Linked DNA regions of Mus musculus: region 1 is linked to region 2. The links are chromatin loops, found by intact Hi-C in ENCODE. Cell type or tissue: gastrocnemius. All regions are shown on one strand. Each heading gives the region's core, and the rest is flanking DNA. Links, peaks and the distances in the headings are about the cores only.

What was found. A loop is a pair of places that touch in the nucleus more often than their neighbours do. Peaks named below come from ENCODE experiments on the same cell type or tissue, not always from the same donor. Only the 100,000 strongest peaks of a DNase experiment are listed, where the experiment ranks them.
Region 1: a loop joins it to region 2, with 4 times the contacts of the local background. A loop is called at or near these places in 4 of 42 quality-filtered maps.

Annotation. Positions count from the first base shown.
Region 1 is chr5:117,091,261-117,103,895 of GRCm38, reverse strand. Suds3 (suppressor of defective silencing 3 homolog (S. cerevisiae)) reads left to right here. Exons shown (of 12, transcript NM_178622.5): 7 at 3,201-3,296; 8 at 4,358-4,419; 9 at 4,574-4,595; 10 at 5,520-5,625; 11 at 8,902-8,986; 12 at 10,865-12,218. The coding sequence ends at 10,963. Among named protein-coding and RNA genes, the nearest start is that of Suds3, 18 kb to the left of the region's middle. In gastrocnemius, for the core only: CTCF peaks have their summits at 3,961 (motif pointing right), 7,027 (motif pointing right) and 9,290 (motif pointing left); DNase peaks (open chromatin) are centred at 7,007 and 9,309.
Region 2 is chr5:117,489,575-117,502,209 of GRCm38, reverse strand. It overlaps Ksr2 (kinase suppressor of ras 2), which reads right to left. Exons shown (of 20, transcript NM_001312914.1): 2 at 1,357-1,497. Among named protein-coding and RNA genes, the nearest start is that of Gm42013, 12 kb to the right of the region's middle. In gastrocnemius, for the core only: CTCF peaks have their summits at 4,976 (motif pointing left) and 8,026 (motif pointing right); DNase peaks (open chromatin) are centred at 4,978, 8,034, 8,724 and 8,959; H3K4me3 peaks cover 924 bases; H3K27ac peaks cover 442 bases.

The DNA of each region.
Region 1 (12,635 bases), core at 2,509-10,508, 400 kb after region 2:
GACAAATAAAGACAGGGAACTCATCTGTAATGCAGTAAAGCAGATAGCGAAGCATTTAAAGCCATCCACGGGTAGAAAGGTACTGACGTCCTTCCTCAAGCCATTTGGCACCTTGGCGTGGAGCGCACTGGCAGCGAAGGGCAGGCGGGTGGGAGGCACTGAAGCTGGAAGGATAATGGCCTTCCACAGATGGTGCTGTTGGATGGACGGAAACAAGGCGACCGCTTCCAGCTCCGTCCACAGAAGCCATGTCTTAAAATGGCCTTTTCAACCTCGAGATTTCTCTTAGAAAGTTAAGGAGAGGCCAGCAAGGGAGGCCGTAAGAAGGAAGCAGGTGTTCTGGGCCATCTGCTCTGTCCAGCACTTATGACCTGGGACCCCGGGGAGTAGCAGGAGGTCCTCGGTCTCCTCAGCCTCCCGGGCACTGGGCACACTAGGGCTAGCTTTCCATGCAGTCGCTGTGTGCTGAGCTGCAAGTGGAGCTGCTGGGCTAGCTGCCTCCTGCAGACTTGGGTGTTGGGGGGGCGCTGTGCCAGGGAACACCCCCAGGGCCTGCCCGTGGGCTGTTGGGCCACTCTCTGTTGAGCCTTTGATGTTGAGGCCAGGGTTATAAGTGACCCAGATTGATAACCAGACAGGTCCCAGGCCCTTTAAGGCATCAGAGGTGTTACCATTTTTATTCTTCGGATTTATCTTTGTGTGTGTACGTGCGTGCGTACATACATGTGTGCGCGCACGTGTGTGTGTGCCCTTGTGCATGCACATGCTTATGCCACGTGTTTGCAGTCCCAGAGCCACAGATGCTTTAGAGCCAGCATCATGGGTGGTCCTGAGCTGACTGAGGAGGAGCTGGGAACTGAACCAGGGTCCTCTGTCTGAGCCCTCTCTGTAGCCCAGGCCTGGTCACTTTCAGTCTGCCTTTCCTCTGACTGGAAGGCCAGTTGGTTGCCGCTTGGCTCGTGTTGTTTCCTGACATTTGCTCACTAGGGTGTCCACTAACCCTCCAGCCCTTGTTGGATGCTACTCATGACCTCAGTACAACCCACAGAGTTGCTTTAGGAAGTATTGGCTGTGTAGCTGGCCCTGTGAGCAGCCATAGTTGAGGTAAAAATCTCATGGGTATCTCCTGTGTCAGGCGCCTCAGCAGGCTCACAGGCCTCTTCCTGAGGGGCCTTGTCTTGCCCGGTGAGGGGGAGTGGGGAGTCTGGAGGGTCGGCTGGCACAGAACAGATGCCTGGCACCTAGCAGGCCATTCACTTGCACAGTTTTGCTGGATTTGGGTGTCATTTTCCAGGTTTGAAATTGGCAGAATGGACTCAGAAGTCAGCCTCTTGCCCCAAGTCCCTATAGTCCCAAAAAACCTAGCTAGTACCGAAGCCAGTCTGTTCTAATTGCATTAGACTGGCTCCTTCCACTCCACTGAGTTGGGGAGGTCGGGTTGCTGGCTGGAGACAGTATTGGGGAGTTCCCAGACCTTCCAGGTTTAAGGAAGGAGAGGTAAAGATGAGACAGGCTCGTTGTAGTGTGGCTGTATCGGGCAGTGCCTGATGCTCCAGTGGAAGGGGCTTTAGGAGTCAGGGAAAGATGCATAGAAAGATCTGTGGGGGGTGAGGTAGGGGGTGATGTGGTGACCTGACCTGGGGCGGGTGGGCTCCATCTCAATGTCAGCCCTTTGCCCGGGGCGACCTGGGTGTCTTGGAGCTTGGTCCCTTTGTTCCAAGCATGCTTTGCCCTCCAAACACCTGATGCAGACTTCATTCCCTGCCCCCTCTCCATGTGCTCACCCCTGCTGCTGTGACGTGTGACAGCATGGGTGAGCCTGCTAGTCTGCTGGAGATGGATGAGGCTGTGTGTCCTGTGGGGCCCTGTCTCGCGCACTCTGTCTGCTGCAAGCCTCAAATGAAGTGTGTGCTTCAAATCATTGTTGTTATTTTACCCAAGTCGCTAAACAAATAGTAAGTTCTTCATCTCAAGAACTGGGGGTAGAACCCAGGGCCTCATGATGCCAGGCAAGTGCTCTACCGCTAGGTCGCATCCCTCACCAACTGATACGTCTCCCCACTTTAGCCGCCGTTTCCTAGTGGAAACACTGACAATCTCAGGATCCAGAGACTGTCCTGAAATGCTCAATGTTACCTACCTAGTTAACTATAGTCAGCGCTGTGCAAGAGGACGGTGGGCTCTCCCCTCATCAGGATGGAACCTCATAGTGACCTCTGTCTCCCAGCCTCTGCTCAGCCAGGGTTCCTGCCTCTGCTTTGGGGTTAGCTCACTCCCTTAGATTCTGCTTAGGAGGGAGATGGGCGAGCTTGCTTTATGGTTAACATTCGCTAAAGGGAAGCTGGAACTGCCCCTGGGGAGGGGCAGGAAGTGAGTGAGGCAGCAGGCCCCGTGCAACTCCAGGTAGTGCCTGTCTCACAGAAGCCAGGGAGGCTTCTAATGCAAGGCAGTTAACTGTTTGGAGGTTACATGACTGAGGCGTGTCCTGCCCAGATGTCTTCTCCAGTTGTCACACTCCAGGGTCTGGGCTTCAGACCTGGGAGTTTGATTTTGTGCTTGCCCTAGTTGAACTCTCGGGCTCACTGACCAGACTCCTAGGAAGCTGTTGTTTGAAGCTCTTGCTAGTTTTAGCAGGTTCAGACTCAGGTGCCACGCCAGCCCATCCCCCTGGGGAGAGCAGATCTGAGTGGCTGCTTCTGGGGAGGAGACATTTCCCTGTGTGGAGTCCGTCCTCTAAAGCCCCAGAGAAGTCCAGAGTGAAAGGCGGCCCTGTTCCCCATCTGCTGTATCGGTCTTGCCCTCTGGTAGCTACAAAGGGTTATATAGAAGAAAACTGGGAGTGTGTAAGCAAAGACTTCATATACAAACCTTGGCTGGGGTCAGTGGCCTTGAAAAAGGGCTTTCTATGTCCATGGTCTTCAGCACGCAGCCTCTGTGGGAGCAGCAGACATGAGGTACCTGCCTGATCCCAGGCTCTTTTCAGTCTCCTAGCCTGTGACTGGGTGCTCAGCTGGCTGACTCCGGTAAGCACAGGGCTTGCAGCCTGCCACGGGAGTGTGGCTGGGCTCATGCATAGACTAAGTGTGCTTGGTCACATAGCTGCAGTGGGATGTCTGTGGGATGGATGTTCTGATGCTGCAGGGACCCCTGCTGGCTCCAGGGACAGGTGGATAGACTCACCCCTTCCATTCTTGCCACAGATTCTATGGAAGTGAAACCCATCATGACCAGAAAATTGCGGAGGCGACCAAACGATCCTGTCCCCATTCCAGACAAGAGGAGAAAACCGGCTCCTGATATCCATTTGTACCAAGCTTGAGTCATGAACTCCTATGCTTAGTGTGTGTAGTAGTGTATGCAGGGTCACAGTCTCACGAGCCAGCGGCAGTCCAGGTCGGGAAAGCATATGTGAGATACTTACCTACAGGTGGGGTTGACTCCAGACAGCACTGGAGTCAACTATTGCTTTTCGTTGGAGAGGTTTCCAGAAAATGGTTACTTAGAAAGGTGCTCTTTTGGAAACAGCCTTGTTCTTACACTCCCTTTAAGCAGCTTACAGTGAAATGTGTAAATTGAGGGCAGCACTGCCTGCTGTGGTCCCAGGTACCCACCTCTGCCTCTTGGGCTGCAGACTGCCCTAGCCCACCGGTTATCTGACTACAGTACTGGGCTGCAGACTGCCCTGGCCCACCAGTTATCTGCTTCTGGGTTGTGGACTGCTGTAGTGTACCAGTTGTATGCTTCTCTCTACACTGGTAGGTTGTGTACTGCCATGCGTAGTCTACCGGTCACCTGCCTTTACACTAGTGGGTCGTGAACTGTACCACAAGTAGGTCCGGTGTTCATGGAAGATGCTATATAGCCACGGACGTGGCCAGTGGGCCAACGTGGAGCACTCTCTTTGGGAGATTTAGTGTAGCAGTTTGCCCAGCGTGGGCTGTACTGTGCAACCAGCAGAGGGTGCTGCTCCAGGCCTCTCCCCTTCACAGCGTGATCTAAGCCACTGTGAGAGTAGCCTTTCCGTGTCTGTCTGGAAAGCTTCAAACTTGGGAGTAGCAGTGTTTTTCTCCCTTAGATGAGATTGTCACCTTGCTGTGCTGTGTTCCCACCCCTGCGACATCTGTTGAGTAGCAGCATCTCTTCCCCTCAGAGCAGTGTGTACGAGGGGTGCGTGGAGTTCTCGTCTGTGCCTGGTGACTTTTAGCATGAGAGTCAGTTTTTTAAAGAGGCAAGGTCTTACCTTGAAAACAGCCTTTCTGTAGCCCAGGCCTCCCCAGTCCCAAAGCACTGGGGTCCCTGGGTGCCTCTGTCTCCTTGGAAGCCATGCATTTCCCACGAGTTCTTTAACTCTCGGCACCTCAGCTGAACTACTTGCTAACAGACGAGCAGATCATGGAGGACCTGAGGACGCTGAACAAGGTAGGGTGGGACGCTTTTGCTGTACTTGAAAGGCTCACGTGTTTTGTGACGTAAGTTCCTGTCACCTGCTAAAGTCACCATGACATCTCTGATGCTTTATGTTGCTTCTAAGATGATTTTCTCTGAGACTTTCTTGTTGTTATTCTTCCTACAGCTTAAGTCACCCAAGAGACCAGGTGAGTGCCCGATGACACTGCCAGTCTTTGTACCCTGTCATTGGAAAAGTGGAGGTGGGGTTTCCAGGAGTGAATTATGCTGAGTCGTGAAAAGGGCAGGAATCATAAACATGTCTCTCCCGTGTTGTTTCTTTAAAGCCAGCTGTGCTGTTTGTCTTTTCCTTAGGACTTACTATAGAGGAGACCTTTGATTGGCTCTTGAAGGGTTCCCTTCTGAGTGGGTGTCGGGTGGGCCTTAGGTTCAGGACCGTTTTCAGTTCCAGTCATGCAACCATGGGGAACTTTGTCTGGAGCTCAGACCCTGCAGTGCTGACTGTGGTGCTCGGGTCCTAGGGAGGCCCAGGCTGTCCTCGTCCTCGTTAGGAGACAAGGCGTATGTAGCTGTCTGTGGTGCTCGGGTCCTAGGGAGGCCCAGGCTGTCCTCGTCCTCGTTAGGAGACAAGGCGTATGTACACCCTTGACACGTGCAAGAGGTTTTCAGTGAGCTGTGCTGATTTGGTATCCACATCAACAGTTAGTGTGGTGCTCTGGCAATGAGGGGTCACCACATTGTAAATGTGGATGCAGTCAGCACCAATGGCCCCTGTGAATAGCCACTGGCCCTGTGAATAGCCAGAGGCCCCTGTGAATAGCCACTGGCCCTGTGAATAGCCAGAGGCCCCTGTGAATAGCCACTGGCCCTGTGAATAGCCACTGGCCCTGTGAATAGCCACTGGCCCTGTGAATAGCCAGAGGCCCCTGTGGCTAGCCACTGCACCCAACCCAGGCAGCACAGTGACTTTGCTTCCATATACACCTCAAGGACTTGGCGGTCGGGATTGTGGCCGCACCGGTGCATCAGTCCCTGCGTGGCATTGCTGGGCCCCTTGCTCAGGCCCAGGCTCACTTGTCTGCTTGCCGTCTTGGCATCTCTAATTCCTCCAGCTTCCCCATCCTCTCCTGAACACTTGCCTGCCACACCTGCAGAGTCTCCAGCCCAGAGGTTTGAGGCTCGGATAGAAGATGGCAAACTGTACTATGATAAGAGATGGTAAGTTGTGGGGCGGGTGGACTGCTCACAGTGGCCTCTGAAGAGCGGTCTGGAGGGTTGGGGCCGGGCGAGCCTATGATGTCTCGGTGTTTTCTCAGCTTACCTCTCTGTATGTTAGTTTAATTTCTTTTGCTGGTGCTGGGACTGTGGCCCAGACTCGGAGTCTTGAATACTGAGTGCAGCTGGTAGCTGCTTGCCTCTGAGGTCACAGAGCAGTGTTTCTCCACATGTGTCCCCTGGGTCTTTCTGTACCTTGTTGCCATCTCCACACTAGGGTTTCAGGCTGTCCCCATCTAACCATGACAGGATATATGTCCTCCTCCACCCCCTCCTCTGTGTTAAAGGTGACAGGAGAGGAGGATTTTGTGCTCTAACCAGGCTGGAGGAGGCTCTGCTACCTGAGCCTGGTGGGCGCTCTTCTCAACGCTGCAGGGTCTCAGGGTAGATGCTTTTCACTTGACCCTTTTCTCAGACGTTCTTGTCACTTTCAAGGTATTCTAGGAAGTGTGGTTGGGAGATTATATCCTAAAACACTTAGATGAGCCGTCCTGGTTGCCTGGGACTGATTGGAAGCTCATACTTTTATCCATTCAACAAACACGGTTAGACATCCCAGTCCAACACTGTTCAATGTCTTGGGCAGGCAGGCACCGTACGTGGACATGGCTATGCCCTGACTTTCTCTTGGCTGTGTGGAAGGGGTGTGGGTCAGTAGAGAGCTTCTGTCGTTACTGTTTACAACAGCCTTGTGATAGCTCCTGTCTTAGTGTTTTCATTTAGCCAGAAGCTGACGACAGGCGGTGGCCCTGCGAATTGGTGGCAGTCACACGTTACCTGGCATGTCTAGTCGACTCTCACTGTCCATGCTGGAACCCAGCACCTCAGGGCCAAAACCATAGTGCTCAGTTCTCGGCATCAAACTGCAGCGTGCACATAAAAACGAATCCTGGGACTGCAGAGGGGCTGGGGCCGGAGCAAGCTGCCCCTCTGGCCTCCACAATTGCCGTGGCTTGTCCTCCCCCCACCCCACACTCCATCTTTCTTATATCAACTGCGGTACAGATGTTGTGTAAATATGCTCTGTTTAATAGTTAATCTGTTAATAGTTAATAGATTAATAATTTTAATCCCAGTATTGATGTCACTTTGACACATGAGGCTTATTTTCTGAGGCTTATGTTAATACAGATATTTTTTCCCTGTTGGCCAAATCTGGGATGTGGATCCTTCCATGCAGACTGTTCCATTGGAAGCATAGAGATCAAGTCGGGCCTGAACCTGTTTTAGTGTCTGTCAGCCTGCTGCAGTGACTGGTGGCTCTTTTCTGGTCTTCCTGTGGGTCAATGGGTGTTCCTGTCTTGGCCTTGCTTGTTGTTTGTTACTGGCACCACTAGGTGGCAGCCCCTAGCTGCCTAACACTAGAGGCAAAGTGAGAATTTTTTTTTTTTTTTAATGTTTGTAATAATGAAAACCAAATAACCTTTAAAGATCAGGCCCACATGTAAGAATGGCCTTTGGGAACGGCGAGATTTATGGCTAATGGTTCTATGGATCTGTGAGTTTTCCAGCCAGTGTGATATTTCAGGTGGCGTTCATTTCGTAACTGTGGCCTCCACTCTCCGTCTTCCTGGACTTGTTCCTAAATTATGAAATGTCTTGAGAAGGAAAATGTAGTAAAATTTTCCTTTCCTTTTCCTTTTCCTATTCCTCTTCCTCTTCCTCTTCCTTTTCCTTCCTCTCTCCCTCCCTTTTTTTAAAAAAGAGAAACCTGTAACCACTGGCATGCGGCCCTCTCAGCACGGGCTTCTGGTTTGAAGTGTCAGAACTCACCAGGTTCCTTGCATAAGCAGAAAAGGTCCGAAAGATGGTGTCTCCCAGACATTCGCCTCTTCGTTGAAATTTGAAGGTTTTTTTTTGTGCTGCTACCCACATTCCAGGATGTCGATTTCTTTCCTGGTCTAGTGATTTCCCTTTGACTCCAGAGTCAGTCCTATGGAGTTGACAGCTGGGCCTGCCCTGCCCCGTTCTTACTGCAGGGGGCTTGGGAAGCCCTGTCTGGAGGCCTCCCCTGCCTAGAACCAGCCTGTCCCCATCAGGCCCCGCTCTCTGCTGCTGTCCCTTTGTCCCTTGAGGGTTCCTCTGTCCTCCCTTCCACAGACACAGCCTTGGCTGACGGAGCTTCTGAGTCCTGATGTCTCCTCTAGAGGCACAAAGTGTCTTTCCTCGGGGCTTTAATGACGGCCCCAGGACCGTGCGGGTTAGGGCTCCATCTTGGCGTGATCTGACTGCATCCCACCTTCGCCTCCATCCCTGCTTTCCGTGTCATTTAGTTTGCGCTGTCAGTGTGCCTTATGCTTTGATGTAGACTAATGACCCCTCACAGAAGACACTCTGGAGAGAACTGGGATTTTAAAATAGCTAGCTAAAGGCAGTACAGTGTGTGTGTGTATGTATGCGTGCGTGCGCACGCATTTTCTCTCTTTCTTCCTCTCTCCCCCTCTCTCCCTCTCCTCTCCTTGCCCTGCCTTAAATCTGAAGTTGCAAATGTGACCAGAGACAAAGCCTCTCCTTGCTGACTAGGTTGTGCCTTCTTGCTGTCACCTGACTACAGGGCCTGTTTCCAGTGGCAGTGGGGTCCCTTGAGACTCTAGAGCTGTGGAGTGGGTCAGGTTTTGGAAAATGAAGTTAATTTTATTATGATAACATTAGGATTTTTGATAGTACGTAGAATTGAGTTGATTTTTCCCGCTCTGTGGGACTTTTCCCTCCTTTGGCCCTCCCTTGTGGTTCTGTGTTCCCTGTCTGTATTGTGTCCAATGCCCTGCTCAGAAGGGAGCTTTCTCTACCTTTCTGCGTAAAGACACGCGCTTATTGAAGCCGGGAAGATGTGCGGTCAGGAAGTGTGAGCGTGAGGACCTGGGTTTGCATCCCCAGCACCGAGTAAAAGGCCGGGCATGGTGGCACATGCACCATCATTGTGGTGATGGGGAAGCTGCGGCCGAGGCTCCCTGGGGCTCACCTGCCAGCAGTCTAGCAGGATCAGAGTTGTAGGTTAAGTGAGAGACCCTGTCTCAAACAAGGGAGAAAATGATTGACACCCAGTGTCAGGGTGGAAGCCTGCCTGTCTGCCTGTCTGTCTGTCTCCTTCTGAAGCCCGTGCTCTTCCTCGGTTGTGTGTTGCTGTGACTGTTGAAGTGATGGTTTCTGTCACTGTGGTGTTTGTTTTCCTGCCCCTCCCTCCGTCCTGATATTTTGTTTGTGTCCTGGTTTTGGCAGGTACCACAAGAGCCAGGCCATCTACCTGGAATCTAAGGACAACCAGAAGCTGAGCTGTGTGATCAGCTCAGTGGGAGCCAACGAGGTAGGCGTCCGATCTCTTCCCCGAGCACGAGAGCAAATGGCTCTGAGAAGTGTTGAAAGTATAACAGACTTGATAAAAAGCCTGACCGGGAAGTGCAGTGCGATCCTGTCTCCTGGGGTGGGGGATGGGGTGTCAGCACTATGTGGGGAAACCGTCAGCAGTACCCTTGAGCCTCTCTGCCTGCCTGAGCCGGGTCCTGCAGTTCTGTATGGGCCATGGTGCACTCTTGTGCAGTTACAGATTTGAGAGTCACTGAGCTGGAGCGAGCAAACTGCGAGTGAGCACTCTGGTGTCCTCTAGTGGCTGCAGGCTGACAGTGGCGTTTGTCTGGAGCTTACTCCACCTTCCTACATCCCAACATACTTGTCTGTGAGGACAGTGGGTCACTGGGCATGAGGCCCAGGCCCAGGGCATGCTCAGTAACTGGGTGCTGGTGTTGCTGGCCTGCCACTCCTGGCTGTTCTTCTAGTCTGACAGGACTGAGCTGCCAGGCAGGCATCCTCTCTGCACTTGGAGCGGCTCGTGTGCTACCTTAGGGACTGCCCTAGGGCTCCTGCTGGCCCTTCAAGAGGAGATGTCAGCAGTGTCGCACCCATACAATTATAAGTTTTAAAAAGTCTGAAACTTTCATAGCCGCATTGGCTTGATCTTTTATCAGTCACAAATGTCTGCAGAGGAATTGATTTTTATGCGTCTCTCCTCTGTTAGTGCACGGTAAATCTAATGAAACTGGATTATGAAATAACTTAAGCCCCCAGAATTCTCTCAGCTTCTGAAATCAAAAATGCTCTCAAATGTGGCCAGTTTGCAAAATGATAGTTTGCTTGGAAGTTGGAGATAGCCTCAGATGAAGGAGAGCCAGCCGTTCATTGTTTCCTAGGCTGCTTGTGAGAGTCGCCTCTAAGCCAGAGGCGTGCCGGGAGTCCACCAGAAAGACATGGTGCTCCCCACCAAGACATGGTGCTCCCTAGCCAAGAAGGCTTGCAATTGCATGGTGGGCTGCTCTGTGGAGCACACAGGCATCTCTGGGACCTAATGAAGACCTTCACATTCTGTCACAGAATGCCAGTGTAGTCCAGTGACCCAGTGTGGTGCCAAGGGCTCCCAAAGGGACCATGCCTCAGAGTCACAGTTCTGTGCCTGGTGATGAGGGGCAGCCTCAGTCCTTGGGAGTGTCCCAGCCCATGTTCAGACCCATTGCCGCATACTCTGGAGCTGCTTGGCCTTTGTGAGCACGTTTGGCTGGTGGGCCAGTGGGTGGGTGACCCCCTTAGGGTCAGTTTTCTATTTAAACAGTCTAGTAGGAGGCTTAGCCTCATGCTGGGTCTTCAGCCTGTTCTAGTTTAAGCTACACTCTGCTTACTCTTTTTGGGCACTCATTACTCACACTAGAAATGAGGGGAGACTGGGAGTAAACAGACAGCCTGACGCCTGAGAAGGGGAGGGGAGCCCTCTCTGCAGAGCCCTGTGAGGGCAGGCTTGCTGCAAACCTTGCCTTAGGCCATTTAATTTCTCAAGCCATGGAAAGCTAGGGAGGAGAGGTACTGTGAGTGGAGCACCTGAAGTGCCCCCCACAGGACTGTTGTGGGTGAAGTAGCTCATAGAACACCCCCACTGGGGCTGAAGGTTAAGTGAGGGAATTTCCTTGGGGCAAGGGAAATATTTTTAAATTGCTTTGAAAAACTCTTGCTCCAGATTGCATATATTTTGGGGGTTGAAAAATACCATCACCAAGTCCAGAGTCCTGATGGCTGAGGCAGAAGTGGAGCTGGCGCTATTAGAGGTGTGGGTGCTCCACAGCGGCCCTCCACACGACACGGCCACACCCACGCCGTGCGGAGTCCGTATCACTCACCCTCTCTGGTCTTGTCCCCATAGATCTGGGTGAGGAAGACCAGCGACAGCACCAAGATGCGGATCTACGTGGGCCAGCTGCAGCGTGGGCTCTTCGTGATCCGCCGGCGGTCAGCGGCTTGACTTTCTACGAGCTTCCTCCTCCCTTGACCCCTTCTCTGGAGTGGTTTTTATTTTTGTTTTGTTTTCTTCTTAATAGAAAATTCTTAACTTACCGGGACTAGCTCCTTGGCCTGGGACATGGGGAGCACTGTGGAGTCTTCAGGGCGCTCACATGGCCGCCACCTCCATCTCTGTGCCGCTCTCTCCTGCCTCGGCCTCTTCCAGAACTCAGTCACCAGAGAGACTCTTGCTTTCGGAGTAGAGGGGTTCACCCACCTTCCTTGAATTCCTCTCTTGTCTCGTTTTGTTTATACTTGATCCTTTTTTCAGACCTCCTTTGAGTTTGAAGGGAAGCTCGTTTTAACAATTATCTTTAGGCCTTTGAAGAGCAGCAGGTATGCTTTCCCGCCTAATCTGCTGGGCAGATTGTGTGCCTGCCTGCCGAGTTGGGCCCGGAAGCATGGGGCAGGGTTCTCCTGGCTCCACTTTCTTGGAGAAATAAATGATATAGAACATCTATCTGCCTTGGGCTTCTACTCCAATGACTGCGTGAGTGTCTTCACCCTGGACACTGCAGCCAACGGATGGGGCTGGGGGTGGGGGAGAGGGGTGGCATGTCCCTAACATGCTAAGTCACTGCTCTGAGCAGTTTCCAGCGAACACGATTCATTTAGGTATGCCCGTCCTTGTTCAGGGTGGAAGAAGTGGGAATTCCAGAGGTCTCCGTCTGTAACTCCTCTGGCTCCCAGTGGCTACAAGGATCTCATCACGTGCCCTACTGTGATGTGGGTTCTCCCTTCCCCATAGCTGCGGTGGCAAGGTGGGTGCCTCGCTCTTGCAGCTGGACCCACTGCAGTACTGGACCGCTCAATATCGAAGAACCTCCAGCCTCCCCCGAGGTTTGTCCCACGTTAGTGACAAGGAGAGCTCTGTCATGCTGCAGCTGCCAAGTCTGCGTGCTGCTTGAGCCCCAGCGAAGCCACCTGCCATGGCCCTCTTGCTCCCTGGGCCTCTTATTGGAGAAATGACTGGTGTGGCTGAGCAGGAGATTCCTTCTGCTCTAGCCGCCACAGGCCACGAGAGAAGAAGCGGATCCGAGCGACTGTCACCATCTCGGGGCAATCAGTAGGCTGTCCACACCTTGTTTTGCTGTGGGTGTGGGGAGCCACAGGAAGTCGTGTGCCTCCACGGAAGACTGTACAGAATCACTTTGTTTATGGCCGCTCTCCCATTGGATTCTTAAGAAAACAGGATAAACAATGTTTATTCACTAAGTTGCCACGTGGTCTGTTTCTTCTCTGCCTTCTACTGTCCTCCACCCCACAGTCACCACAGGTACTGCGGGATCCCCACACTGTAAGCATCTTGACAGCCCCAGTGGTCGCCGAGGTGAACCCCAGTCTTCTGTGCTCACCACCGTGCACCCCTGCTGGGAGCTCCCACGATGTGTCTGGTGTTTGTCACTAAGGGTGTTAGGACACTTTAGCTATGGCCTTGCCTTCCCTGCCCTCCAGTACTGCATGTGGAAGTGTGTTTCATTGGAGGGGCTGGGCCCCGTGGGGGTGGGGTGAGACAGTAGCAAACTATCCTCCTTCTACAGTGCCTGGTCACCGCGTTGTACTTATGTGGAGTAACTTTGCGGATGGGGATACGGGCGCCTCTGTCGTCTGTAACTTCAGAGGTCACCCAAGGC
Region 2 (12,635 bases), core at 3,216-11,215:
CCCTAGGCTTAAGATCCCAGACTATAAAAAAGGGGGAAAGTGAACCAAACTCTGCCTCGAATGCATTCGTTCTATCTCTGCTAGGCAGTGAGTGTGACTGGCTGCTTCATTTCCTGCGTCTCTGACTTTCGGCAGTGATGGGGTGTGACCTGGAATCATAAGTCAATCAACCCCGACCCCCAAATTTGCTTTCCTCACAGCAACCGATTGGAAAGGAAACTTAAACCTGCCTTTTTCATTCTTTCCAAAGATATCAGAACACACTGCCCCAGGCATTCTGGCCATCCTAGGGGTGAAACTAGGGGTCCAGAGATTCACACAGTGCTGGTGTGTACTTGTGTGTGTCTGTGTGTGTGTCTGTGTGTCTGTCTGTGTGTGTCTGTCTGTATGTGTATGTATGTGTGTGCATGTGTGTATATGTGTCTATGTATGTGTGCATGTGTGTGTATTGGGTGTGTATGTGTGTGTGAATGTGTGTGTATCTGTGTATGTCTGTGTGTGTGCATGTATGTGTGTGCATTTGTGTATATGTGTCTATGCATGTGTGTCTGTGTGTGTCTCTGTGTGTGTTTCTGTGTATATATGTGTCTATGTGTCTGTGTCTGTATGTGCATGTGTCTATGTGTATCTATGTGTGTGTATGTGTGTATGTATGTATGTGTGTGTGCATGTGTGTATATGTGTCTGTGTGTATGTATGTATGTGTGTGCATTTGTATATATGCATCTATGTGTGTTTGTGTGTGTGTGTGTGTGTGTGTGTGTGTGTGTGCATGTGTGTGTGTGCTATACTAGCTGGTGAGTGAGTACCAAGAACCCACCTGTCTCTGCCTCTCCAGCACTACACAAGTGCATGCCCTCACACCCAGCTCTTGTATGTCAGTTCTAAGGGCTGAACGTAGGTCTTATCCATTATCCTGGGTCTCTGAGATCCAATAGGACAGCACTGGTCACAGTAACTCACATTAGATACAGTTCACAATCCAGACCCTTGGTCCTATGCATGAATTCCAATCCTCGTGCTCCATGAGCTCAGGAGTCATGTGTGCCCATGGCTGCTCCATCAGACAACACAAACACTTAGCAAAAAGTCAATGAACAACCACCGGTCAATGTGTGGCTTACAGTGACCCCTTTTAAGTGGCAGAGCTGAACAGTCCTGACTCTAGCACCTTGCTCTTAACAGCCCTTCTCAGATATATCAGAGATCCTGTGAGCTTTGATCCAGCACATACTGAAGACCTACTGTGTGCCAGAGTCTGTGCTGGGTATATCCCAAACCTTGTCATCTGGGAAGCAGCAGAGAGTGCGGTCCCTGGCCAGTAAGAGTCAAGGGGGGCAAGGCCGGCACAGTCACCTCCAGGACTTCCTTTCGGACATCCACGATCCGGAACCAGTGGCGGAGCTGGGGGAAGCCGTCCAGTTCAGCATTGCGTTCCTGCAGAGCCACCTTCTTCTTGCAGGACAGCTGTCGGCTGAAGTACTTCACCAGCTTGCTCTGCGGAGACAGAGAGCACAGGGACACAGCTCAGAAGCGCTGCCCTGGGAGCAGCGGGAGAAGCCCTGATATCGCCTGCTAACCGCAGCCAACTCTGTATCGTAAAGACTGTTTACACCACAATGAGATCCAGCCCTTCCTTCTGAGACAGTCCCTGTGAACGTGGCCCGCAGCAGAGAAGACTGGGAGGTGGGAGGTGACGCCCTGATGGAGGAGGATCAGACATAGCCGCACCACCCTTAGAAGGGATTACCATAGTCTCAAAAGTCCAACCCTTAACCATCCCTTGGAAGTGGGTGGCTAAGAAGCTAGAACCCCTCATGCTTGGTCCCTCTATAGCAATCAGCCTCTCCCCTCCCCCAGCATGTTACAGAGCGGCAGGCTGTCTGGGCCTCCCAGCTGCCAGTCTCATAAACCAAACGCATTTATTTTCTTTATAAAGTGCCTGGCTTCTGGCCTCTTGTTACAGTGCCACAAAAGTGAGCTAAGATGTCACCCATTTTTTTTTTCACGGTGTTGGTGAAAGTGGGCAAACAGGTAGTCCTGGGTACTCTGCTGCGGTGGTTACAGGATGTCGGCTCCTCTTTGTGGTAGTATTCACCATTTTAACCATATGAATGCTTTGACCCAACAATTCCATGTCTAGAAACTCATCCTATGGCATCCATGTTTTGAGAAGTAACTGTGACCAAGGATATTGTTTTACAGTTCTGCTGGAAAGAGCATAGGACTCTCAACACCCTGGAGACCCACCAATAAGAAACTTATCACAATCACCGTGAAGCAGCCATACAAAGGAACCCCATACCCCGGCTCCTTAACCATGAATCGTACATAACTGATCATAGGGTCCGGAAAGTTTGGGGAAGTGGAAACATTTCTGAATGAACAATGGCCAAAAACTAATTCCAAATCAAACACGTAAGACTCTGGGGTGTTTCTGACAAAGCTCAGGAGTGTCGCCTCCTGGGACTTCACTGCAGCCTCGGTCTGAACACACAAGTGCACTTTGTCCCGAGGGTGCTGGACACCAACAGCAGTGATCGCTGCTCAGCCCCTCAGCTTGCACTGAGACCACTGTGTCAGAAGGGCAGCGTCTCGCTGTGTGTATCGGGCTTTCTGTGCTTAGAGAACCACCGAGGCAGAAAGCGAGAGACTTCTAATGCTTTCCTCTCACAGCCCCTCCGTGTGTGAGTGTCAGATCAGCTGTGGATCCATTGTGATAGAAGATTTGCCTAACAAACAACAGAAGACAAGGAAGAGGAGAAGAAGGAAGAGGAGGAGGAAGAGAAGGAGGAGGAAGATGAGGAAGAGGAAGAGGAGGAGGAAGAGGAGGAGGAGGAGGAGGAGGAGAAGAAGAAGAAGAAGAAGAAGAAGAAGAAGAAGAAGAAGAAGAAGAAGAAGAAGAAGAAGAAGAAGAAGAAGAAGAAGAAGAAGAAGGCTGTTTGAGTTGTCTTGAGTTTTTATTTTATTTTTAAAAGTCACAATTTCTTTCTGAAATGGTGCTCAGAATGTTTCTACCGACTTGTATTCTGTTCTTATGCAAAGTAGCGTTCTCAGCACTGACAATCCAAAAACCAAAATATCGATGGGCTCTAAGAAACTGCCCAGACTCCCTCACACACTCTGCGGTGTCCAATACCAAGCGTCCTGTCGAGATTTAGTTATTTGTGTGAAAATAAGTAAGCACTACTTCTTCTAAGCACATCTCACTACTACACACACCTGCCTCATCTTTAATAAATAGTGACATCATATATATGCATATATAACCACTCTAAAATAACTTCATTATGACTTAGCATTAATATCAGAATGGTTACACCTGCATACCCCAGTTGCATGAACATTTCTCAGTGATAAGGGGGTATAGGTGGAGAAAGTTCCAGAAGCCCTGCTCACACACTATCAAATAAAATGACAAAATATATGATGTAACAGTAGGTAGTGGTTTCTAAGACCTCTGGATAAATAGACTCTCCCACTCTACACAAAACGTAAACTGGGAGCCTCTTTCCAGAAGGATCCTTGGTCCTCTGGGGATTAAGAGAATGAAGGAAGGAAACAGAGTTGGGGGAAAGGCCTAGGGCTACACTTTGTTCTGTCATGTGACTTCCAAGTCACACACACACACACACACACACACACACACACCCATGAGCTAGCCAAGGCTCTTTGAAGAGACCTGGCCCATGTCTCTGTTCCCATAGCAGGGATAAAAAAGAAACATTGTTTCTTTTTGTTCCTGGCTGGTTCCATACCTACTAACAACATTAACCAAAGAAAGGCCAGCCATACTGGAGGCTGGAGAGATAGCTTAGAGGTTAAGAGAGAGCGTTGCTCTTTCAGAGGACCTGGGTTTGATTTCCAGCACCCACAAGACAGCTCACAACCATCTGTAACTCCAGCTCCAGGGTACCCAACACCCTCTTCTGGTGAACATACATGCATGCAGATGAAAACTCATAAACAGAAAGAAATAAATAAAAAGGAATCAATCTAGAGAGAAAGAGGGAGGGAGGGATGGGGGAGAGGGAAAGAGAAGGGGGAGGGGGAGAAGAGGGAGGGGGGCAGCAGGAGGAGTAGGAAGGAGGGGGGCAGTCAATACCAGTGTGCCAAGCACAGGATACTGGAGAGTAAGACTGTTTCTGGGAATGGGAGACCCAACGGTAACAAGCAACAAGATGTGGTTCTGTTTCTTTGTGCACAGTGTTTGCTTCTTTTCAATAGTTAATCAAGGCTCTATAAGAGACAATAAGAAGATGAGGGCTGGAGCTGGAGAGGTGGCTCAGCGGTTAAGAGCACTGCCTGCTCTTCTAGAGGTCCTGAGTTCAATTGCCAGCACCCACATGGTGGCTCACAACCATCTGTAATGGGATCTGATGCCCTCTTCTGGCATGCGGGTGTACATGAAGATAAGCACTCATTTACATAAAATAAATCAGAAAGAAAGAATGAGAGAGAGAGAGAGAGAGAGAGAGAGAGAGAGAGAGAGAGAGAGAGAGAGAAAGAGGGGTGAGGGAGGGAGGGAGGGAGGGAGAGAGAGAGAGAGAGAGAGAGAGAGAGAGAGAGAGAGAGAGAGAATGAGAGCCAACATGAATGTCTCTCAAGTAAACTTAATTGTCACCAGGCCTGATGCCCTTTTCCAGTCCCTCCAGACACTGCACACATATGGCACATAGACCTACGTGGAGACAGAACACCCATACAGATCAAATAAAAATAAAAACTAAAATTTTGGATTAAAAAAAAAAACAAAGAAAAAGGGAGGCTGGGAGTGTAGCGCTCGCTTAGCCCACGTGCAGACCCAGGTTCCAACCTCAGCACTATGAACCCGTGCGTGATGTACAGAACACGCCTCTGGGGCCATGGGAAGTGAGAGCTGTCGGTCGTCGGGTGACGTGATGGCAAGCGACAGGTTTCCCTTGTCGATGTTGCTGTTGGTGGTTGTTCTTAGTCTCCTCCTCTGTACTGATGTGCGCCCCCTGCTGGCACTGTGAGGAACGTATAGCCGTCTAACGTCTAGGTTTGCCTTTGAGAACATGCTAGAAGAGTGGGCTACGTGGTGTGGACGGGGATACGGAGACAAAGGGCAGAGCGTGGAGGACATTCCCCCTCGGCAAGCCTTGTCACCGTGTTAATATCCAGACACATGATGCCAACATCTAGGTTCCCTGAATCCTCCCTTCTCAAACACCCACCACACAGGTGTGTGCACAGGGCGCGCACGGCCAGTTTTGTTCTGTCCTGTCTCACTTGTTGTGCAGGTAAGAAGACTGGAATTGGGATCCCCACGAGTCACATAAAAGCTGGCTGGGTATGGTGGCCTGCCTAGGATCCCAGCTCTTAGGAGCTGAAGACGGAGGACTCCCCAGGCAGGGCAAGCGAGCCAGCTGGATGGGCGAGCTCTGGATTTGGCTGACTCCCTCTGCGAGATGGCGAGAGAAGCCACTCCACAGCATCCTCTGGCTTCCATGTGCATGGGTAGCCCCCATCCGAACATGTGAGACACATGTGCCATGCACGTCACATACACATACCGAAACTCAGATACATCAGCTGCCATCCATGGTTGTTCTCATTGATTTTAGAGTTCAGAAGGTCTTTGCAGATCTATGATCTTCCTACTAACGTGGAGGAAAGCCCAATGAACGGGACAAAGGGGAGCTCAGACCCTTAGACTGTATGAGTGTCTGTATGTGTGTGCATGTGTTTATATGTGTGTATGTGTGGGTCTGTGTGCGTGTGCATGTGTGTGCATGTGTTCAGACAAGGTCTTACTGCTAAGTCCAAGCTGGACTTAAACTCTTTTTTTTTTCTTTTCTTTTTTTTTTTTTTTTTTTTTGGTTTTTTGGTTTTTTGGTTTTTTGGTTTTTTTTGGGTTTTTTTTTGGGTTTTTTGTTTGTTTGTTTGGGTTTGGTTTGGTTTTTCCAGACAGGGTTTCTCTGTGTAGTCCTGGCTGTCCTGGAACTCACTCTGTAGACCAGGCTGACCTCGAACTCAGAAATCTGCCTGCCTCTGCCTCCCAAGTGCTGAGATTAAAGGCATGCGCCACCACTGCCTGGCTGGACTTAAACTCTTGACCCTCCTGCTTCAGCCTCCTGAATTTGGGGATTACAGATGTGTGTAGTGATGCCTGGTTTGATAGTGTCAGTTTCTTCTTTCGATGTATTAATGTATTTTATTTATATGTATGTGCTTGCCTGCATCCATTATATCCAGAAGCCTCAAGCAGCCAGAAGAGGGCATAAGATCTCCTGGAGCTGGAGTTACAGGTGGTTGTAAGCAGCCACATGCGGACACTGGGAACTGAGATGCAGTGAGTTTCCTTAACTCTTGGGCCATCTCTCCAGCCCCAGTTTAATGACAATAAATTTACCTAAAAATCTTGCTTCCCCAAGACTACGGTCACACACGGCACTCTCATGGCTGTCAGTTATGGTCCTTTGATGGACACCTTCCAGCAATCATTTATTTAAACCTTCCACACTTTATGAAAAAAAAAAATACTGAAGCCCGGAAGAGTTACGTCATTGGCCCAAGGTCATCAAGGCTCAAGGCCAACAAATTTCACCCAAGTCTTGAACCCGAGTACCCAAGTCTAACTCACTGAGCATGGGATTCTCCATCCTGGCAGACAAGCTAACAGGCTTCAGAAATCCCATGGTTTCTAGATGAGAATAATCACCGTGGGGAGACCCACACATAATTAAATATATGGGTACCATTCTGTGGGCTGAAAGGAGAAAACTGAGCTGATCACCCCCATCCATCTGTGGGAAGACAACACTGCAAACACAAACCACCGTGTCAGAGGCCATGTGGTCAGAGCCAAGGGAGGACAGCCAAGGGTCAGCCCGGGCAGCCGAGCGCTGGCTTCTTACCCAGCAACAATCCACTAGCACAAAACAGTAACAGCGCAAGTGTTGGGCTTGCTAAGGCCAGCAAGGCCCCTCCTCCTTCCTTCTCACACAGTTCTGGGAGCTGGTTTTAAGCGCAAAGCTTCTTAGACCACACCCCTGGATGCTCCCTTCAGAGAAGCCCAGGGATGAGAGCATTTAGGGGCACATAGCTCTCTGGCAAGAGTCCTTAAGTATCCGCCGAGTCCGACCGTTTTCTAGGCCAGCCTTACTCTGGCCGTTTCCTTTTCTCCTGAGCCATTTTTGTTGTATTTTACGGAAGTACTGCCCACAGAAATCTCCGCACAAAAATCTTCCCCGTAGAGGGTGTGCAAAGCAGTAAGGTCCCCTTGGGGTGAACATCAGCTCCTAATTTTAAGTCCTTTCGCATTCGAAGTGTAACTCAGTGGCAGAGCATATGGCCAGCGTATAGGAGGTCCTTGCTTTGAGCCACGTAACCAATAGAAAAACACTGTAATAATAATTAAATCCTTCAACGTCACTAAAGTATATATATATTGGTTTTCCAAGACAGGGTTTCTCTGTGTAGCCCTGGCTGTCCTGGAACTCACTCTGTAGACCAGGCTGGCCTCGAATTCAGAAATCCGCCTGCTTTTGCCTCCCAAGTGCTGGGATCAAAGGCATGCACCACCACTGCCCGGCTAAATTATATTTTTAAATGGTTCCTTATATGTTTCTTCTTTTGAATGTGTTGGCATGCTGATGTAGGGGTCACATTATGGGAAGTGTATTAGAAAGGAGGAAATGAAGGCCGGGGTGCTAGACTCCCACGCTAAAGTCACACAACCAAAGCAGGGCCAGGATCTGATCTTGGGACATCTAATGTTCTCTCTGGGGTCCTCTCCTTGCTTCTCCACTGAAACAGTCACATGGTAAACACCTTTGGTGGCTTCGCCCCGCCCCGTGGCCTCGTCCTACCTGGTGGCCTAGTTGAATTTTAGGTCATCCTCAATTCAAGTCCTCGCAGAGCTAATGTGGAAAAATTAGTTTAAAGGGTCCACCTTCAAATTACAGCAAGGCTGGTCCAAGGGTGCACACTCTCTGAGGCCCTGCAAGGGTCACAGGTGCAGTTCCAAGCAAGGCAGGGAGCCTAGGGTGCAATTCTCCATCTGCACACCAGAGGGAAGCCTGGCACCTCACACAGCAAATGGAAATTGTCTGCAGGCCCAGACTCCAAACCAAGCATCCCCCGCACCTTATTACTGTATTCCGCATTAGCACGATGGTAAATTTAGCAGCATAAACACACACACCAAAAAAAAAAAAAAAAAATTAAAAGTCAAGACATGTGACAGCTCTAAAAATAACCGCGTCTCAAATCCCTAAGCAGGAAACTTTTCACTCGGTACCTAAACTAAGACGAACTACAGAGACCTGTAGGAAATACACAGGCGTTTGGTTTGGTCCTGCTCAAAGCCATGTCACATCTCGCTAAAAAAAAAAGAGGCGTCTGGAAAAATAGGGAGGGTGCGGGGAACACTGAAGAGGGGTTGCCCTGGATCCTCCAAGCCTGTGTGAACTTCCCAGCCAGCCTGGGCTGGGGCTCATTTCACGCCCCGATTTCACGCCCCGAGGTACATGTGGGGCTCATTTCACGCCCCGAGGTACGTGTGGGACAACGTCATACAGCTAGCATGCAGGCAGCCCTTGAACAGTCCATTCCTGCAGCCTCGAACTGCCTGAAACCACAGGATCTGACTTTGCACTTGTCGCTCCTATCATCTGGAGGCAATCCTAGCAGCGATGTGACCCTCCCACCCTGCAGAGCTCTCCCTTCCAAATTAGGCCCACCCAGTTACGCACGCACACCCCCACGTCCTTATCACGGATGATCTTGTTTACTGGTTTCCATGGTTACACCTCCCCACCACCACACCCCCATCAGCCGGTGCGGGTTTTCTGCCCGTGTTCCCTGGCATTTAGACAAAACGCACATCGCTGGAAATGGCCACCAGACCTCCAGAAATAAAACCCTGAGTTCTTTCTCAAAGTACAGCCTGGGCAGGACTGGCGGGATCCCTGGCCGTGTAGCCAAGGCTCTAAGGCTGTCAAACCCGCCTGGGTAATGAAATCACTGCACCCAGAAGCCTAAGGCCATCCTGCGGTTGCCAGGGCGACCATTGTCATAACACCCCTGCACGAGGGGCCAGCTGACAGGAGAGAGAACTGTCTGACTGAGAAGGTTTCAAACAACCGGGTCTATTGCATCTAGAGGCGAGGTCCTTGCTGAGGAGAACCCTGGGTCTTCTGCCCTGACTGGAGCCCAAGGCATGGGGGACCCCAGGGTGCAGTCAGTCAGGGGCAGTCAAGGGATGTAGAACATCCCATTGCCCACTGATTTGTGCTGAGGATAGCTGACAGCCATCTCTCTTTCTCTCCCTCTCCCTCTCCTCCATCCTCTCTCTCTCTCTCTCTCTCTCTCTCTCTCTCTCTCTCTCTCTCTCTCTCTCCCTCCCTCCCACCCCACCCCATGGAGTCCAGAAGAGAGCTCTGGAGCTAGAGGTAAACAGGTCAATATAAATTCTGGGAATTGGATACAGGCAATCTGCCCTTAACCACAAAGCCATATCTCCAGCGCCAACTTTGTCTCTATCTTTCCTCTTACTGTTAAGGAACATTACAAAGAGCCAAAGGTTCACAGTATAGACACTCAGTTCCCCGGTATTTCTTCCAGGAACATTATTACACTCTTTATATGTTTTGGAGACAGGTCTTGTGTAGCCCAGGCTGGCCTCAAACTCACTATGTAGCCGAGGGTGATGCTGAACTCTGGATCCTCCTGTATGCTTAGACATACAGATGTGGCAACGCCTCATGTCATTTGTGCTGTGCTGGGGATGGAACCCAGGGCTTCATGCAGGCCAGGCAAGTGCTCTACCCACTGAGCTACATTCCCCAGCATCAATGTTATTATAATATTAACGTTTATGTTATAACAGCCTGATGCCATAATATGGTTATGCTTATAATGTAATATAGAGTCGTGCATTCATGAGTTTGAAATATAACCATATCTCTATTAAATTTGCAGCAAAATTGACACTTGTTGATTTTGACATACTTGCTGTATCTACTAGTCTATTGATAACCATGCTATTAATTCATCAACTATTATTTAAAAATAATCTAGTCATGGTTGAATTCATAGCTATAAGGCTTACAGTGTGCCAGGCACTGGGATAAACACTTTACTAATACCAAATTTGATTGTCATACTTTGTACCTTAAGGGTTGAGCGAAGAGAGCAGAGGCACTGAGTAACCACTGAACCGCCCAAGGCCATGAGCCTAGCTAATGGGACATAACTGCCCCAAGCCTGTTCTGTCCCTGAGTGTCAGACTCTGCTCGCTAGGGCACCCCCACCCCAGGGATCTTGTTAAAAATACACACACGAAGCCCCCACTGGGCTCCACTCCAAGCCCCTGGGACTCCTGGGACCAGGGGCTTCTCTCTCCAGCTAAACAAGGCTCCCAGACAGTTGGGAAAGGCAAGAAGCTCAAAGATGCTGTTTTTGATGTCAGTGTGGTGGAAGAGCCTGCCTCTCCTTGACTCCTGCAGCTACAGCCATGAGGAGCTATAGAACACGTGCACGCACACGCAGACACTGATGCAGATGGGCAAGGAAACAACGCTCAGTCAGTAGTGCCTTACAGGGACAGGAATAAGAAGGATAAGAGACAACCTTAGCCGGGCAGTGGTGGCGCACACCTTTAATCCCAGCACTTGGGAGGCAGAGGCAGGTGTATTTCTGAGTTCGAGGCCAGCCTGGTCTACAGAGTGAGTTCCAGGACAGACAGGGCTATATAGAGAAACCCTGTCTAGAAAAAAACAACAACAACCTTAACCTGTGTCTCCCTTGCAAGCATTTCCAACTTTTCTGGATCAAGGAGGCACCCAAAATGTGCACCGGCTCCTCTGTGGGCCAGCACTGGCTTCAGGGCAGCGGATGCATTACCTAATCCATCCAACTTCTAAAAAACCACCCCAGCCTAAGTTGAATCCAATTTCAATTTGATCAGTCTAAATGACCTCCCACCTGCTCTATCCCCTAGACACATGCTGTAATTCTCTCCCTCTTTACGGATTCACCAGGGGCCATGTTGTAAAGGAAGTGCTCACTGACAGTGGGGAGCCACTCTTGGTGCCTCCATCCTGAACCACGCCAACTGAGAAAGGTCAATGTATTAGAAGGTAAAAAGAGAAAGGAAATGGTCAGTGGGAGGATGTTATACCAAGGGCCTGGGGCCCAGGGCGCAGGGCAGAAGTTCTGATCTCTATGCCTGTGACCCTGGGCAGATTATGAGTCTGGGAGCCAGAGCCAAGCAACAGTTAAAAACATCTGGGCAAGGTGTGCCCCGCTCCTCAAGCAATCTACAAAGCCTTACCAACCATTTACTGAACCACAGGGAAGAGAGGAAATCCAGGTGTGTGGGTACATGGATGTAATCCTAATACTGGAGAGGCGGAGACAGGAGGACCATATATATGGCTCATTACCGTATATAATGAGATCTGGTGCTCTCTTCTGACCTGCAGGTATACATGCAGGCAGAACACTGTATACATAATCAATAACTCTTTTTAAAAACAATTACGACCAGATAAAGACCAGAATGACCTAGAATAAACGCAATGTACTGAAAGCCAGCCACACCAGGGTAACAGCTCAGAAGCTTCCCAGAGAAACCCAAATCCATGTTCTGTTTGATACCACAGTGCCCAAGACACTCACAACTTAGCGCTGTTCATGACTATGATGGCGAAATTAAAATTAAGTCACATATGTAATCAACATAGTGAACAAATGTATTACCTTAGCATCCATGACCAAAGGGGTTAACATCACTTAATGCTCTTGCAAAGGACTGGGTTTGATTTCCAACACCCATACTGGGTAGTTCACTACTGCCTGAACTCTGGTTTCAGGGGTATCTAGCGCCCCTTCTGGCCTCTATGGACACCTGCTTACATGTGGTACACATAGACTCAAACAGGCACACATGCATGCATACTACATATATACATACATTTAAAAAAATAAATTAAAAAAAATCCAGTTCACATCCTTGCTGAAATCTTTGATCACTGTTCACTGAGACAATGAGAGACTCTGACACCCTCAAATAAACTAAAGGCTTCATCAGGATTTAGCTTTAATTCGGTGGGATGAAGCTAAGACCCTCATTAAAATGAGATCTTAGACTCAGTCAAGACCTGGGATGCATTGTACACATTAAAGATCATTAAGCCCACCAGAGTGATGTCTGAGTTAAACGGTTTGTATATTTGAGGCAATTCTTTTATATTCTTCTGACCCAAGAGAATGTAGCAAGGTTAACACAACCTCTCCAACTCTGGCCTGAAGTTGTTCAGCTGAACAGCTGATTCCGACACTCGATTTCAGATCAAACTGACCTCAATTTAGGTATGGCCTCACCAAAAAACCCAGCATCTTTAGGGAATTGTTTTATATTTTACTTTTTCTAGTGCTCGAGAATGAATCCAGGTCTGGCACACATCAGCACAGAGCTGAGCCACACACTGGGTCACGTGTCTGGGCTTATAAATGTGATTGTTCGTTTTCTCAGAGCACATGTGTGGGTGAACAGGCTTGAACACTCTACAGCACACAGATAAGGGTGGGTCAGTTCTTCTCCTTCACCACATGGGTCCCAGGAATCAAACTCGGATCACCAAGTTTGGCAGCAATCGCCTTTA